Linked DNA regions of Mus musculus: region 1 is linked to region 2. The links are chromatin loops, found by intact Hi-C in ENCODE. Cell type or tissue: gastrocnemius. All regions are shown on one strand.

What was found. A loop is a pair of places that touch in the nucleus more often than their neighbours do. Peaks named below come from ENCODE experiments on the same cell type or tissue, not always from the same donor. Only the 100,000 strongest peaks of a DNase experiment are listed, where the experiment ranks them.
Region 1: it touches region 2 in a loop (3-fold over the local background); 26 of 42 quality-filtered maps call a loop at or near these places.

What each region holds. Positions count from the first base shown.
Region 1 is chr11:86,914,279-86,922,278 of GRCm38, forward strand. No RefSeq gene overlaps it. Among named protein-coding and RNA genes, the nearest start is that of Gm33742, 50 kb to the left of the region's middle. In gastrocnemius, CTCF peaks have their summits at 3,457 (motif pointing right) and 7,214 (motif pointing right); DNase peaks (open chromatin) are centred at 5,918, 6,362 and 6,637; H3K4me3 peaks cover 1,645 bases; H3K27ac peaks cover 4,163 bases.
Region 2 is chr11:86,991,674-86,999,673 of GRCm38, forward strand. Ypel2 (yippee like 2) reads right to left here and starts at 2,089. Exons shown (of 5, transcript NM_001005341.3): 1 at 1,919-2,089. It overlaps Gm51915 (a long non-coding RNA gene), which reads left to right. Exons shown (of 3, transcript XR_003949754.1): 2 at 361-500; 3 at 670-2,664. It also overlaps Gm22387. In gastrocnemius, CTCF peaks have their summits at 2,060 and 4,120; DNase peaks (open chromatin) are centred at 1,111, 1,474, 2,115 and 4,136; H3K4me3 peaks cover 2,800 bases; H3K27ac peaks cover 4,775 bases.

The DNA of each region.
Region 1 (8,000 bases), 77 kb before region 2:
CTCTGTAATTCCCAGGCCAGCCAAGGCTACATAGTGAGACTGTTTGAAAAAAAAATTTTTTTTTAAAGCAGAATTCTGAAGAAACTAGAATTCATGAAAAAAATTACATAATCAGGGGCACTAGGTGGCAAAAGTCCTTGTGCCCACTCACCACGCCCATCAAAGGCAGCTCGAGAGCACAGGCTTCCCACGCTGACTGTCAATGTCTTTCGGGATGATCTCAGAGCAGCACAGCGCATGTGAGTCACGGGGAGAGCAGAACCAAAGCTGACAGGAGAAGGTGCATCAGGGTGGATTCTGGGAAATTCATGCACAGCAGTCAGCTGCAGGTTCCACTTTCTAGGGTGTCAACACTGGGCCATGAGCATGGTTCACAACAAACGCTTAGCCTGGCAGCACGCCTGGCTGCCACGTGCTTTTGGTTTCCCTGATAGGCATTTTCCCCCTGCTCCTGTTTTTCTAGGGGTCTACCTGGGGGTGTTGGTTTGGTTTTGAGACAGGGATTTATGGAGTTCAGGCTAGTCTCAGACTCACAGTGACGCTAAGGATGACGTGGAATTCCTGACAGCCCTGCCTCCACCTCCTTCCTAAGTGCTGGGATAACGGGCATGTGCAATTTATCGCATGTGGTTTCTGCTGTGCTGGGGGCTCAAACATAGAGCATGCTAGGCAGCTAGACTACTAACCAAGCGGCATCCCCTGATACCATTCACTGCCTCCCTGTCTTTTGCAGGACTGGGGATTTAACTCAGGGGTTTACACCAGTGACTCTCTTGCAGAGTTACATCCCCACCTGACTACCTTTTGTTTTGCTGTTTTCCCTTTTGTTTGTTTTTGAAACACTATGTATCCCTGGCTGGCCTGGAACTAGTTATATATGACAGGCTGGCTTTGAACTCACAGAGGTCCACCTGCCTCTGCCTCTGCCTCTGAGCGCTGGAAAGAAAGGTGTATGCCGCCATGCCTGACCTAATTTTGTTTTTAATTTCTATTTGCATATATGTCTGTGTGTCTGTGTGTATCTATGCCATGTGCAAGGGGGTGCCCATGGGAGCCAGAAGAGGGAGTCAGATCTCCTAGAACGGGAGCTGCCCTAACATAGGTGCTAGGAACCAAACTCCGGACTGCTTGAAGAGCAGCAAAGGCTATTAACTCAGAGACATTTCTCCAGCCCCTGGCTTTGTCTTTTGAGAGTCTCACTCTAGACTGAACTGGACGTTACTATTTGGATTCTGGTGCCCAGTCCTGGGAGAGCTCAGGCTAACAGTGGAAATCTAGGACACAGCAGGTTGGGAGAGACAATATGTTCTCAGCCTCTCTTCTCAGAGGTAAAACCGTCCTCTCATCCATCTCCTGCCCCATTTGTACCATCCAGAGCTCTCCGATGCCACTTTGGCTATCAATAGTTGGCAGTGAGTTTTGCAATAAACAGCTGCCCAGAGTCAATCGAAACCACATCCTCCAAAAGAGCTGACAGGGGTGGGGGTGAGGGCTGGGGGAAGGGTGGGACACTCAGCTGCCTACCTGCCCTCTAATCCTTTTTCATGCCTCCTACAAAACCATCTACCAGAATTGGAAACGAGAACCATTTCACCTAGATGAGCAGTTCTGAGTATACATATGGTATTTGAGAAACGCTTAGGATGATGAGAGGAAGCCAGGAAGCCAGGAAACCAGGAAGCCATGGCAGCACCAGGACAGGGCTGGTAGCCAAGTGTGGTGGTGCACACCAGTATTCTCAGCATCTGGGAGTTTGAGGCAGGAGGATACAGAGGTCAAGGACAGCTTCCAGAGATGATGTTCCAAAATAAAGTTTTAAAAATGAAGAAGTTGTTGCATTGTTCATCATGAACAAGACTCAGCTTTCCTGCGGAGTCATAACCCCTTCCCTATTGTAGAGAAAAAGCCCCAGGGAGAGCATTGGGTAACAAACATGGCTACAGGGAAACGCAACGGAAGCCCAACCATGAGCTAGAAGAGAAGCAGTCGGGAATTGCCAGCTCTATTGAAGCCAATTTCACCTTTCCTGGTTGGTTTATTTCATGAACAGGATGCCCTCTGGGAGGCCAAACTTGCCTTTCACCTACTCCCATGGCAGACATAAGACGTGGATTTTTGGTTAGCTTTTTTTGTGCTCTCTGCTAACTGGGGACACGGAGGGAGCTGGTCCTGTCTCTACAGCCTCAGAGTGACACTATCACAGAAAGCTGTGGGCCTCTGTCTGTTCTCTGGAGACCTATATGGCTTTGATTTTTAGAGCCCTTCTACATTCGAAGTAAATGCTTGCTTTCCTCAGCCTGTGAGCTCGTGGCTGTGAGGCAAAAGTGCCTCACAGTGAAGCAACCCAGGAGAAGGTGCTTGACTGAGCAAGAGGGAGTGGGGGTCATGGTCTGGGCTCTGGGAACCTGAGTGCCTAGGGCTTTGCGGGCCTGCTTTTCCTCATGACCCTGCCTGTACACCTTTACATCAGCCTCAGCACAGTGGCTGTCACATGGCCTGGTGTTTATGGCAGAGATAACGGCGTCATGGTGATATCTCTCTGTTTGTACACTGACCCCATGGTCCAGGAATCATCACCTGGTCCATGGTAAACTCTGCCCTGTCTTTATCTGTGCAAAAAAAATACCAGGACACTTCTGCCTCAAAGAGGTTGACCCCATTATCAGCTGCTGGGGGAGAGGAAAACACAGCCAGAGTTGCTGTTTACAGCCCGAACTGTGAGTTGGGTAAAAATAGTGCTAGCCGCCTGGTCCAGCTTCAACCCCCCGGCTTCAAACTGCAGAAAGGGATTATTTTGGGAAGAGAAGATTTTCTTTTCCACCCACAGATCTGAAAATGGTCACTTCTCCGGAAGAAGAGAGACAATCCCACACAGAGATGAAACGTAGGCTTTTGTATGGCCTCCCTAGGAGATCACCCCAAGAGCTAGTCTGGCAATGCCCTCCTCTGACAGCCAGGTCTATCCCCAGCCCAGACCTGTGGGTGACCTAGTTCAAGGTACAGTGCAAGTTAATTAGCTTTGACCACAGTGAGAGAAGGCAGGCAGCTGGGCCAGGATGCCTCCTCTCTTCTGTTGACTGGTACTATTCTGAGGCCATTTGCCTTTCAAAACAAAGGGGTGGTGGGGGGACACCTGCTTTCCATTTCTCTCAGGCTCTTTACAAGCATGGTATGGCTATAAAGAGATGAACATATTCCCTTAAGCAGGGTCTGGTATCATCTGAAAGCTGTGGGCTGAAAACCTTGTGTATCCCTAGAGGTTGGGGCCTGAACCCAGGGACATGGAATCTCTTTTGGGCTCAAAAGTTGACCCATATGACACCTAGAGATGTCTTTGTCTTTCTCCCCCCTGTGCTGGGAATTTCTTAAATTTTATCATTTTTATGTGTATGAGTGTTTACCTGCATGGTTTTCTGTGTATCATGCGCATGCCTGGTATCCACTGGGGCCAGAAGAGGGCATCAGATCCCACCCTGGAACTGGATATACTGATGGCTGTGAGCAACCATGTCAATTGTGAGGTTGCTGAGAATTGAACCCATAGACTCTGGAAAAGCAGACAGTGCTCTTAACCATTGAGCAATTTCTCCAGGCCCCTGTACTGGGATTTTAACGCAGATTAAAAAACAAAAAGCTATTCTACAAACACATCTAAGCGGGCTGGAGAGATGTCTCAGTGGTTAGGAGCACTGACTGCTCTTTCAGAGGTCCTGAGTTCAATTCCCAGCAACCACATCGTGGCTCACAACCATCTGTAATGGGATCTGATGCCCTCTTCTGGTGTGTCTGAAGACAGCTACAGTGTACTTATATACATAAAATAAATAAATCTTTAAAAACTAAAGATTGTATCTAAGCACACAATAATGGTACCTGGGTAACTCTAAAGAGGCAGACACATAGGCAGACACATATGGATATCTGCTTAAGACAGGATCTCATGTAGCCCAGGCTGACCTCCATCTCACTATATATCTGAAGATGACCTTGAACTTCTGATCCTTCTGCTTCTGCCTCCCAAGTGCAGGGATTATGGGCTGGTGCCACCATGTCAGTCATTTGTGGATTCGTCTTATCACATTAAGATGTATTAGAAAGCTGCAGGAAGGAAGACCAATGTGTGGATACTTAGGTCCTTCTTAGAAGGGGGAACAAAATACCCATGGGAGGAGATACAGAGACAAAGTGTGGAGCAGAGACTGAAGGAATGACCAACCAGAGACTGCCCCACCTGGGGATCCATCCCATATACAACCACCAAACCCAGACACTTTTGTGCTGCCAACAAGAGCTTGCTGACAGAAGCCTGTTATAGTTGTCTCCTGAGAGGCTCCACCGGTACCTGACAAATACAGAGGTGGATGCTCCCAACCTACCGTTGGACTGAGCACAGGGTCCCCAATGAAGGAGCAGGAGAAAGGACCCACGGAGATGAAGGAGTTTGCAGCTCCATAGGAGGAACAACAATATGAACTAACCAGTACCCCAGAGCTCCCAGGGACTAAACCACCAATCAAAGAAAATATATGGTGGGACTCATGGCTCCAGCTGCATACGTAGCAGAGGATGGCCTAGTTGGTCATCAATGGGAGGAGCAACCCTTGGTCCTGTGAAGGCTCGATGCTCCAGTGTAGGGGAATGCCAGGGCCAGGAAGCAGGAGTGGATAGATTGGTGAGCAGGGGGAGGGGGGAGGGGATAGGGGGTTTTCAGAGGGGAAACCAGGAAAGGGGATAACAATTGAAATGTAAATAAAGAAAATGTCTAATTAAAATTTTTTTTTGAAAAACAAAGCAAAACAAAATAAAAAGAAAGTTGCAGGGAAAAAAACCCACCCCACACTAGACCAGCTGAATCAGCTGAGGTACAGGCCTGTAACACTTGCCACTGGCGAGGCTGAGGTACCATGGCAGGCTCGAGGCCTGGTCGGGCAGCAGAGTGAGTCAAAGCCAGCCTGGACAATTTAGGGAAAGTGGGTCAATGAATGAATGAATAATGAATAAATAAATAAATAAATAAATAAATAAATAAATAAATAAGCAAGCAAAGGAGGCTGGGATGTAGCTTGGTAGTGGAGTACTTGCTAAGCATGCACACAAATCCCCCAGATTATCCAGGGCTGGAATCCAATGAATTTTATTTAATCAACATTTTAGGGAGCAGGAGACGAGATCTCCTTCAGTGACCCAGGAACCAAAACAAGTATTCCAGTTTGGGAAAACATATCTAACCAATGAAAAGAATTTCTTCTGGACATCTTTAGACGATCTCATCTCACACGAACGTTCACATACAGGCTCACACACGTACACACACCCATGCACACACGCACGCATGCATGCATACACACACCTGCATCCATGGCCTCAGGGTGAGCATACAGTAGTAACGAGTCAGAGACAACAGCTGTCTGGGTGGGAGATTTACTAAGGGCCTTGAGTCAAGAGGCTGCTAGCTAGGGCCTGGCTTCTCTCCCTGGGTGTCATTTTATCCTTGTCACTCAGTCACAGCACCATTTACCTCTCAGGGGAGAGGGTGTTGATACCACTTATTGTGTCTGGTAAGACCATTCCTCCTGAGGCAGTACTCAGACTTCGAGTTATAGTCTGAACATGGCCTGGAAAACAGGCTCTAGAAACCATTTCAAGTCTCCCATGATCTTCTGGGCACGATTTAGGGATCTCTCCTGCTTCCAGGTGCTTGATAATGTTGACATGACCAAGACCCGGGGAAGTGCAGTACATTACACAAGTTACAAAGGATATCTTGTTCCCACACTTTAAGGTCCCCAGTGGCCCCCAACCTGTCCACTTCCACCTATCTGTAACAGCCACATCCCTAAGCCTTGTCACCAAGCCAGAAACAGAATCACCCTGCTCAGATGGCTCTGCCTCTGGGGAGCGCTGGCCAGTTAAAGGGCAAGGTCAGCACTGGCTGCCTGGCCAAAAGAGGCCAGAGAAATGGAGCCCCCTTCCGAGTCCCATTGACCAATGACAAGGAGAGAGAAATTGGTGCTGAGTCACAGCAACTCCAGCTGTTTGTGTACAGGGCTCCGAGACTCCTCAGGGGCCAGGGTGAGACAACTAAAAAGCCCTTTGTTCAGGACGGCTTCAGGTTTTCTGTTTCCCAAACTGAGAAATCCAGATAGTGCTGACAGCTGCCCAGGAGGGAAATGAGCTCAGGTCTGTCCCATCCACTGACCTCTTGCGAAGGATTGTAGGCCAAGGTGGCCCAGCTCTGCTCGCCAGCCTAAGTCAGCTTCCTTCTGACTCAGCTTTCCTCACCTCCCTATTAATAGCCACTGCTTTGGCTGACTCCACTCACAGTATGATTACGGTTTAATAACACATCTCAAGCGAGGAAGCAGAGCCCTTCCTGAGCTGCGTTGCCAGGGGCCTGCAGAGAGCACGCGCTGCAGCCCTGACTCCAGGGAGAGGCTGTGGCTGAGTTCTCCCAGGCTGGCGCAGAGATTGGGAGTCGAAAAAAAAAGACAAACTGCGGCTATGGGGTTGTTTCTACCCTGTGGATCTGATCCTGGTTCCGAGATGAGATAGGCATTCGGCTTGTCATCCTGCACCCAGGGATTCCTGGGCACCACTGAGAAAGCATAGCTGCTGGCATTTCTACCATGCAGGTTCCTCAGTCACCCTAGATGTCTAGTCCTGTGCCAAACTGGAGTCTCTCCGAAGGTCATCCTTTCTCAGCCTCCGCGGTAATAAGGTGACCTACTTACGGGGCTCTGATGAACTGGATGGCATGGGGTACTCTGATCACACTGAACTCCACCAAAAAAAGTTGTTTGTTTGTTTGTTTGTTTTTAATGCTTAACTCCCATCTGGTTTCTTCCCAGCAAAACCAGACAAGCTGAAACCTAGAGATGTATGATTCAAGTACACACACACACACACACATACACACCCTGTATGCATGCATACATTCTTATATGGACTGGCACACACAGAGCAGGTAAGCTAAGGGCCTCCATTGATTCCAACACAGAATGCTCCGCTATTCTCAGGGTTTCCCTTTGAAGGTCAATCAAGCCTCAGGGAAACTCTCCTATCAGGAAGGCCAAAGGGGAAACAAGGTATCAGGATGAGACTTTCGACCTGCTATGAGATCTGCCCCGCCCAAACCCCAGTATTCCATGATAATAATGGTCTTGTTCACGCAGTACCAGTTGGCTCTTCTCATCAAACTCCTTCACCTGTCCAGGAGGGGGCTGGGAGACTGTGCTTGCTCCTGCTCAGCTCAACTTCCTTCTTGCTTGCCAAAAGCCGGCTTATGCTTGCTGGCCAGAGGTCTTGGCAGAGCGAAGTAGGGCAAGCCCCAGCATGACCTGCCCCTAACCCCTAGGTGCAGCCTCTAGTCGGGCACTGACTAGGGCAAGGGCAGGAGAGGAGAGACTAGTTCCAACTTGACTGGAGCTCCTATCCATAATAGCAAGCCCAGGCTGAGTGCGGTGGTCCACAACTTGAAACCCAGCACTTAGAAGGCAGAGGCAGGTGGAGCTCTTTGAGTGGGAAGTCAGCATGAAGTATAGAGCAAGTTCCAGGCCAGCAAGGGATGTATATAGACTCTATCTAAAAGAGGCAGCTTAGAATTCCCCTCTCTGCTTCATAGGCCTTGACACCTTATAGAGAATGGTTCATATTTCCTTTCTGCACCTGTCCTCTGTGTTAACCCCAGCCTGGGTCCACCTGTAAGCAAATGGTGACCTACACACTGGAATTCATTTGCATGTCACAAAGACTGCCCACAAGGGAACAGCACTCCAACACCTGTCCAATCAGGAAAGGACTAGCCACTCAAACAATTGTTCAATCATTCTAACAGATCGTATTCTTGTTTTGAGCCAGGGTCTCCTTATGTAACCCTGGCTGGCCTGGAATCTTCTGTGGAGATTGGGTTGGCTTCACACTCAAAAGGATCCACCTGCTTCTGTCTCCCTGAGTGCTGGGATTAAAGGTGTGAGTCACCGTGGCCAACAACTGTTCCAGGC
Region 2 (8,000 bases):
TGTTTGTTTGTTTTCTGAGACAAAGGGTCTCCCTACATAGCCCTGCCTAACCTGGAATCCCTTTATACAGCCCAGGCTGACCTCAAACTTGCAGTGATCAGAACTTACCTCACGGGGTACTGGGGTTAGATATTTACCACCACTCCCGGCTGGGAAAACTAGTCACTGTTTTTCTGAGACAGGATTTCTGTGTAGCTTTAGCTGTCCTGGAACCTGCTTTGTAGACTAGGCTGGTCTCAGAGATCCCACCTGTCTCTGTCTCCCAGATGCTGGGATTAAAGGCGTGTACTGCCACTGCCTGGCAAAGGCACATATTCTTATCTGTGTTCTTTATTTTCCATTTCCCACCCTTATCTCAAGGCAAGCAGAGAGATCTAAGAAGTGATGTTACTGAACCCTAAACTAGGCAGAGCCCAACTGAGGCAGTGCACGAGCCCAGGTACCCCGCTCTATCGCATCCGACCCTGTCGTGGAATCCGGGACAAATCACAGTGCCTAAGGTAAGATTCCCCAGCTCTTCTCAGGCCGGGCTTGTAAAGAACCCAGTCACTCATCACAGCTCAGTACAAAACCGGGGGTGGGAGCAGTCATAGTTAAGTATGAACCAGTCACAATGAGATATGTGTATGAAAATGTTCTAATAAAGCCATTATTTTTGACAAATTACAGAATTTACAAAATGATGTAAAGAGAGTGAAACTTCCTCAAAGATAAGAATATCAAATGCTAAGAAAGCTGATGGACTGAACTCAGGTAAAACCTACAGCAGTGTGTGCCAAAAGGAAAAGCAACCCAATCTTACTGACCAGATCCTGTAAACCCCCAAACCAGGCAGACTACTGCAGAGCCTCAAGCATGAGGTTTACTGTAATTCCTTTGTGCCTCTAATGTTCTGTAAATGGGGTTCAGAAAAGTAATCCCTAGGCTTGTTGTTCAGTGCTCTGGACAGGGAGCCCATCTTGCGAGAACGAAGACAAGCATGAGGAACAAAAGACTAATAGGACTCCAACTCAGTGGCTCAAAGACCCTCCAACGTGGCAACAACAAATCAACAAGGAAGCCAAAAAGCAGGGCTCCGGCGCATTTGCCATTTCCAGCAGCCGGGCCGTGGAAGGCTAGGCAAACCGGAGGATGCTCGCTCAGCTTTTTAAAAACTGTGGGTAAAAGTGAAGTCAGAGGTGGCAGGCAGTTCTTTGCACGAGGGGTCCAAAGCAACAGTGCTTCCCCCTAAGTGCCAGCCAGGAGACGGGTGTAAGGTTCCACTGTTTCGGAAAAAAAAAAAAATCACCCGAAGGGAGTCAGCAACCAGGCAGGTAAACTTGAAGCAGGAAGAGAGGCAGGAGCCAGCTGCGGGAGGGACTCTCCGCAGAGGCCCCCGCAGCGAGTCTGGCAACAGAGTTCGTGCCCACCCCTTGGCAAGGCCGCAGGGGAGGCGCCGGGAAGCGTCCAGGCAGGAACTCGCTGTGGTTCCCTTGGCTTGGGGCTGCCGAAGCGCTCCGGGGACTTTAGAGGGCGACGTGCCCCAGACCCAACTATCTCAATGGAGACATCGACCATACAGCCGGGTGCCGCCGGGTGCCATCCGTGGGGGGTGGGTCACGCCGAACAAGGGAGGCGTTGGCGCTCAGGTCTCTGGGTCCCCATATTTGCCAGGCGGCTCGTCGCCACCCGCCGAGTCCCGAACCCGGAGCGCGCGCCAGTGTTTGTAAACAAACCGGTCACGTGGCTGCAGCAACCCGTTCCCCGCCCCTAGCACCCCGGGAACCTTCGGGGAGCCCCCTCGGGACCGCGACAGCACCGCCCCAGCCGAGCCCGGCTGCACGCAGCCCAGGAGCCCGACCGTCCCCAGGGCGCACAGCCCGAACTGGAGCGGAATGCGCCCCACGCCCACGCGAGCCCAGCTCGAGATCCCTCATACCTGGCGGTAGGCTGCCCGGTCCGGCCAGCGCCGGGCTCTCCGGAGTGCTTGGCGATGAAGGACTGCACGGCTGACTCTAGCGCTCCCTGCGCGCTCTTAAAGCCACAGTCTCCGCCACCGCCGCCGCCACTGCCGCTCCGCATCCCTCCGAATCCGGGCTGGGGGCTTGCCGGGTGACAGACGCGCCCCCGCGCCTATCCCATCGGCTCAGCACATAGCAACACGCCACTGGTTGGCCCTGCACGGCCGCAGCCCATCCGCCAGGAGCCAATCACTGGAGGACGGAACTCCGCCCCTGCTTTCCCTGCCTCCCGCCCCCAACCCCCACCCGCCCCTCGGCCCTGGCGGGGCGCGCGTGCGAGGAGTGTGGCAAGGTCTGGGTCCCGCCAGTCCTGGCAGCTGGCGGGCAGGGCTGGGAGAAGAGGTGATTAGAGTGGGGGAGCTCTCTGAGATAGGAGCCTGTTTGTCTGGCTTTACTGGGATTCCCAGGACCCGGGGTTATGTTGGGAAGTGGGATTTACAGTGCTTTTGTTTTGAGAACCTAGATAGTAATTCCTCGCTCCACTTTTTAAGCCACTCCTGACCCAGAGCCTAAGTTACTAAAAGTGACCCGCAGAGTTCAAGGCAGGTGTATTTAGTAAGATAGTACCAGTCTCGTCATGCCCACCCATGCCCTGCTCAGAAGCGGAGATTCTCTATTTCCTCTGCCCTGCTCGAAATTTCCTAATTAAAACTAGGAAAGGGTTGTCTGGTGTGTTCGAGTCCCTGGGTTGGATCCCCAGTACTGAGAGTGGAAGAGCATAGAGAAAGACTATAGAGAAACTGGGATCCCTATTGCTAATGGTTAGTGAGGTCTATTAGCAACAGAAAATACAATAAGAGTAGTCAAGGTGACCAAAAGGGAGGAACTGGCATTCTGGGTCAGTGGGGTGGTGCTTTTCAAGGAAGAGAGGGTTAAAAAATAAACTCATGACAGTCGGGAAGTCCAGGGAGGCACCAGGTGGGTGGAGTGGGGCAGAGTCTTCCTACCGGAAAACAGGTCAATTTGATAAAAGAATTTCTGCGGGGGGGGGGGCGGGGGAGACACGGCAGACCCACCCTTTTTTCTAAGACACTGGGATTCTGAATGGTGTTGGGGCAAAATACATGTTTTCATTGCTATTTTAGAAGAGAAAAAAACACAAGGTAATTGGACAAGGTGGTTCTCTGCTTTATAGCCCAATTATAACCCAAGGCTTGGGAAGTGTTAGAAGTTTAAGGTCATTCTTGGTTAGATCGGTCCAAGCTAGCCAGGTTACTGAAAAAGAGAAAAAAAAAAAGTTCATGCGGGGTTGGGGTGCTGAAGGAGGCCCAGGAACCTTTGGTCTCCTATCTGGCAGCAGTTTACACACAAACCCAGGCTGGTATTTGGGTAGATCCCCGGGTGACTCAAAAACGTCACCTGTCACTCCACCCAGCTGTTTTTAATACATATGCAATCAACTAAATTGTCTTCAGTGAATGTACATCGCATGGTTAGGGATGAAAAAAAGTCCCAACGTTAGTAAGAACAAAACCACTCATTTTTGCCGGCAGATACCGGTTTCAGTGTAGGGGCACTGTCAATATTTACAATTGACTGCTTTGGGAATTATAAATCCTGGAGTCCAAAAGCCTTCAGCTAACTAACCACAACCTTGAAAAGACTTGAGATTGGATCTTTAAGAAGATATACTAAATTCTTTAGATTATCAAAAGCTTGATTACCAGCCCAAGGCTGCTTTCTGAGGTTAAATTCCTCTGTGCCCTTAGGCCTTAGTACCCATCGCCTAAAAGAAGGGAGGGCTGGGATCTGGTGGTGGAACTCACAGTAGAGACTTTGCCTAAGGTTCTTGAGGCTCTGGGTTCAATACCCATTACTGCAGAAATAAATAAGGACGGCTGAAATAAGATGGTTTCTGACATCCCTTCCAACTCTAACATTTCAAATCAGGAACCAGGAAATCAAATTGGTTACATTTCTGCAATAGTGTGTTACTAAATATGTTTATATCCACGGGTTCCCTAACGCCTAACAGTAGATTCTGTACTGGTTTTAACACCCTGAGATACTGGTATGTTATGTAACAAGATTGGAGGCTACTGTTCTGTGCTTAAATAAAAGATAACATTAGCTAAAGAAAGCCTGCCTTGTGTGGGGTGCTCTGAGGACCCCTGCAGGCCTGCTGTGTGATTGCAGGAGACTGGAAGAGGCCACAGAACCACAGGGCTGAAAAACAATAGAATCAGCCAGCCAGGAAAAAAAAAAAAAAAAAAAAGCCAGATCATGCCTTCTTCCAGCCAAAGGAGCCAAGCTGTGTGAGTTGACAGAAGGGAGAACCGAAACAAAGAAGTGTGTATGTGTGTGTTGGGGGGCAGGGAGTGAGTACTAGAAACTGCTTCTCTTTCTCTCTGCACCCAAACACCTTCATGGGCCCTCAGTACACATTTACTCAGTGCCCATCTTCAGCACCTTTCCCTGTTGCCTTGGACTTATTCCGAGAACCTATGGGAGAGGAAAGAAGCCCAGGCCAATGGACAGATTGAGAATAGACAGATAATTATTGAAGCCGAGGGCCGCAACAGAGAGGATATTATCCCAGAGAGCAACAGAAAGACAGCAACAAACTTATTCAGAGTCAGAAGGCTCCCTTACAAACAACAACAATGAGACCAAAAAGGAAAAAAAAAAAAAAAGAAAGAAAGAAAGAAAGAAAAATTGGTTGGCAATAAAGGTTTGAGAGGCTCCTGGGCTCACAGGTGGTTCCTCTGCCTGCTGCCTTGGGATTGACTCCTCTTTGTGATGCTAAGCCACATTTATACATCTACTCATCCTTTCACAGTCAGTGTTTGTCTTCGCTTACTAATCCTGTGTGTTCTCACTTCTGCCACCTAAGTGCGGCTCTGGCTGTGAGCAAATCACTTTCTGCTTTTTGTTTTCTTTCTTCCTTCTTTGTCCCCACCCTCCTCTGGAGTCAGAGTCTGTATTTTGTAGCCCTGGCTGACCTGGAACTCACCCTGTAGCACAGACTAGCCTTGAACTCACAGAGATCTGCCTGTCTCTGCCTCCCCGGAGCTGGGATTAACTGTGGGCCACCACTGCCTGATGCTCTTTTCACTTAAAAAAAAAAATTGCCGGGCAAGGTGGTGCATACCTTTAATCCCAGCACTAGGGAGGCAGAGGGAGGTGGATTTCTGAGTTCGAGGCCAGCCTGGTCTACAAAGTGAGTTCCAGGACAGCCAGGGCTATACGGAGAAACCCTGTCTTGAAAAAAACAAACAAACAAAAAATTATTTTGTTGCTGGTATGTGACTGTGTACACGGAGAAGTTGGGAAAGGACAACTTGTGAAAGTCAGCTCTCTGCTTCCATTTTAGTTTCTTGTTTTGCCAAAGCAGAAAAAATAACTTTGCCATTGTTGTTGGGAAGCTAGCTTTACCTATAATCCAGTGCAATTAATAGCAGAGATAGCAAGAAACATAATAGGGGGAACAATATAACATTTAGAGTAGAAGTTCTAAAAGTTGTGTGGAGGGAAATAATCAGACTTGCCAGCTATACTGTCAGAGACCTCTATTTTTCTGTAGGATTGTCACCTCCTACAGACAAAAGATACTTGCATTTGTATACATGGTTGACTCCATAGCTTCCGTTAACCTTTTTTTGTTTTGTTTTGTTTGTTTTTTTCCAGCACTTCGCTGTGTAGCCCTGGCTGTCCTGGAACTCACTCTGTAGACCAGGCTGGCCTCGAACTCAGAAATCTCCTGCCTCTGCCTCCCAAGTGCTGGGACTAAAGGTATGCGCCACCACTGCCTGGCTAGCCGTTTTGTTTTTTTTTTGTTTGTTTGTTTTTTGTTTTTTTGGTTTGTTTTTTTATAGATATATAATGGTTATATCTGTGTGTATGGATCAGCTGCATTCAATGCTTACTGAAGTCAAAAGAAGGTGCTTGATAACCTAGAGCTGGAGCTACAACTCCTGGCAGTTGTGAGCCACCTGGTGTGGGTGCAGGGAGCTGAACCCTGGTCCTCTGGAAGGACAGCGAGGACTCTTTTCCATTCAGCCGTCTTTGCAGCCCTTTAAGATAACTTCATTCAGAGCAAAGGGATATTACAGATTGCAGAGATGTGCTATAAGTGTTGACAGCAAGCTGAGGAAGTCCTCAAGTGCCAATTGCCATCTTGCTGAGTAGAGTTACTCTTCTTATTTCTTTTCAGTGCATACTCCAGGCTACCCGTCCTCAGAGCTTTGGGCTAAATTGCCACTTACCTTTTTACACGGGTTCCAGGCCCTTTTGCTCGCACATGCCCATTTACCTTCGGAGCCATCTCTCCAGCCTCAAGGTTGTTTATACATGCCCCAGTTGTGTTTGGTTGTTTTAGATGAAGGCAAAATCTGTAGCTCAGGCTGGCCTCATAGTCGAAGCAATCCTCCTGCCTCAGCCCCCAAAATGCTGGGACTAAAGGTGTTTACTAGCAAGACAAGTTCTCTGTGTGTCTGTTTCCTGTATCTTTGTCTCTCTGTTTCTCTTCGTGTGAGGGACCATGTATATTGAGAGAATTCGGAACTGGGGCTGGCTTTGAACTTCCTGTGTAGATAAGGATTCCCCCTACCTTGAACCTCTGGAACCATAGCATTTATCCACCGTACCCAGTTTTATGCAGTGCTGGGCATCAGATCCATGATTTGGTACCCACTAGGCAAGAATTCTACCAACTAAGTTACATCCCGGGCTGGTGAGATGGCTCAGTGGGTAAGAGCACTGACTGCTCTTTCAAAGGTCCTGAGTTCAAATCCCAGCAACCCCATGGTGGCTCACAACCACCCGTAATGAGATCTGATACCCTCTTCTGGTGCATCTGAAGCCAGCTACAGTGTACTTATTTATAATAAATAAATCTTTTTTTTTTCCATTTTTTTATTAGGTATTTAACTCATTTACATTTCCAATGCTATACCAAAAGTCCCCCATATCCACCCACCCCCACTCCCCTGCCCACCCACTCCCCCTTTTTGGCCCTGGTATTCCCCTGTACTGGGGCATATAAAGTTTGCAAGTCCAATGGGCCTCTCTTTCCAGTGATGGCCGACTAGGCCATCTTTTGATATATATGCAGCTAGAGTCAAGAGCTCCGGGGTACTGGTTAGCTCATAATGTTGTTCCACCTATAGGGTTGCAGATCCCTTTAGCTCCTTGGCTACTTTCTCTAGCTCCTCCATTGGGAGCCCTATGATCCATCCATTAGCTGACTGTGAGCATTAAATCTTTTTTTAAAGATTTATTTATTTGTTATATGTAAGTACACTAGCTGTCCTCAGACACTCCAGAAGAGGGAGTCAGATCTCGTTACAGATGGTTGTGAGCCACCATGTGGTCACTGGGATTTGAACTCCGAACCTTTGGAAGAGCAGTCGGCTGCTCTTACACACTGAGCCATCTCACCAGCCCATAATAATAAATAAATCTTAAAAAAAAAAAGTTACATCCCAACTACTCTTTTTTTGTTTTTATTACTTTAAATTTAGCATATAAAGCACTGGGTTTCGTAGTGACATATTTATACATATAGATCACTGTGCTTGGTTCTAATTTGTTCCCCGCCCCGCAAGCAAGTCCCCTTTTGGATTTTGTCTAAGTTTGTTTTTTTGAGACAGGGTTTCATGTAAGCCAGGCCAGCCAGAAACTTTCTATGTAGCTGAGGATAACCTTGAACTACGGATGCTCCTTCTGCTTCAGTCTCATAAATGTTTGGGATTACAAGCCACAAGCACCGCAGTTGGTCCTTGTAACCTTTCATAGCATTGAGGATACTCCCATCTTCTGTTCCCTTTCCCTCCCACACCGCAATCCACCCTCAAGTCAAGTCAGCTTCACTTCCAAACACACATTTGCTTTGCTGGTTGGCGGTGGTGCTCACCTTTAGTCACAGCGCCAAGGTGGATTTCTGAGTTGGAGGCCAGCCTGGTCTACAGACTGAGTTCTGTGATAGCCAGAGAAATCCTGTCTTGAAAACAAACAAGCAAAACCAATTTTTTTTTTTTTTTGGCATGCCTGTCTTCATGG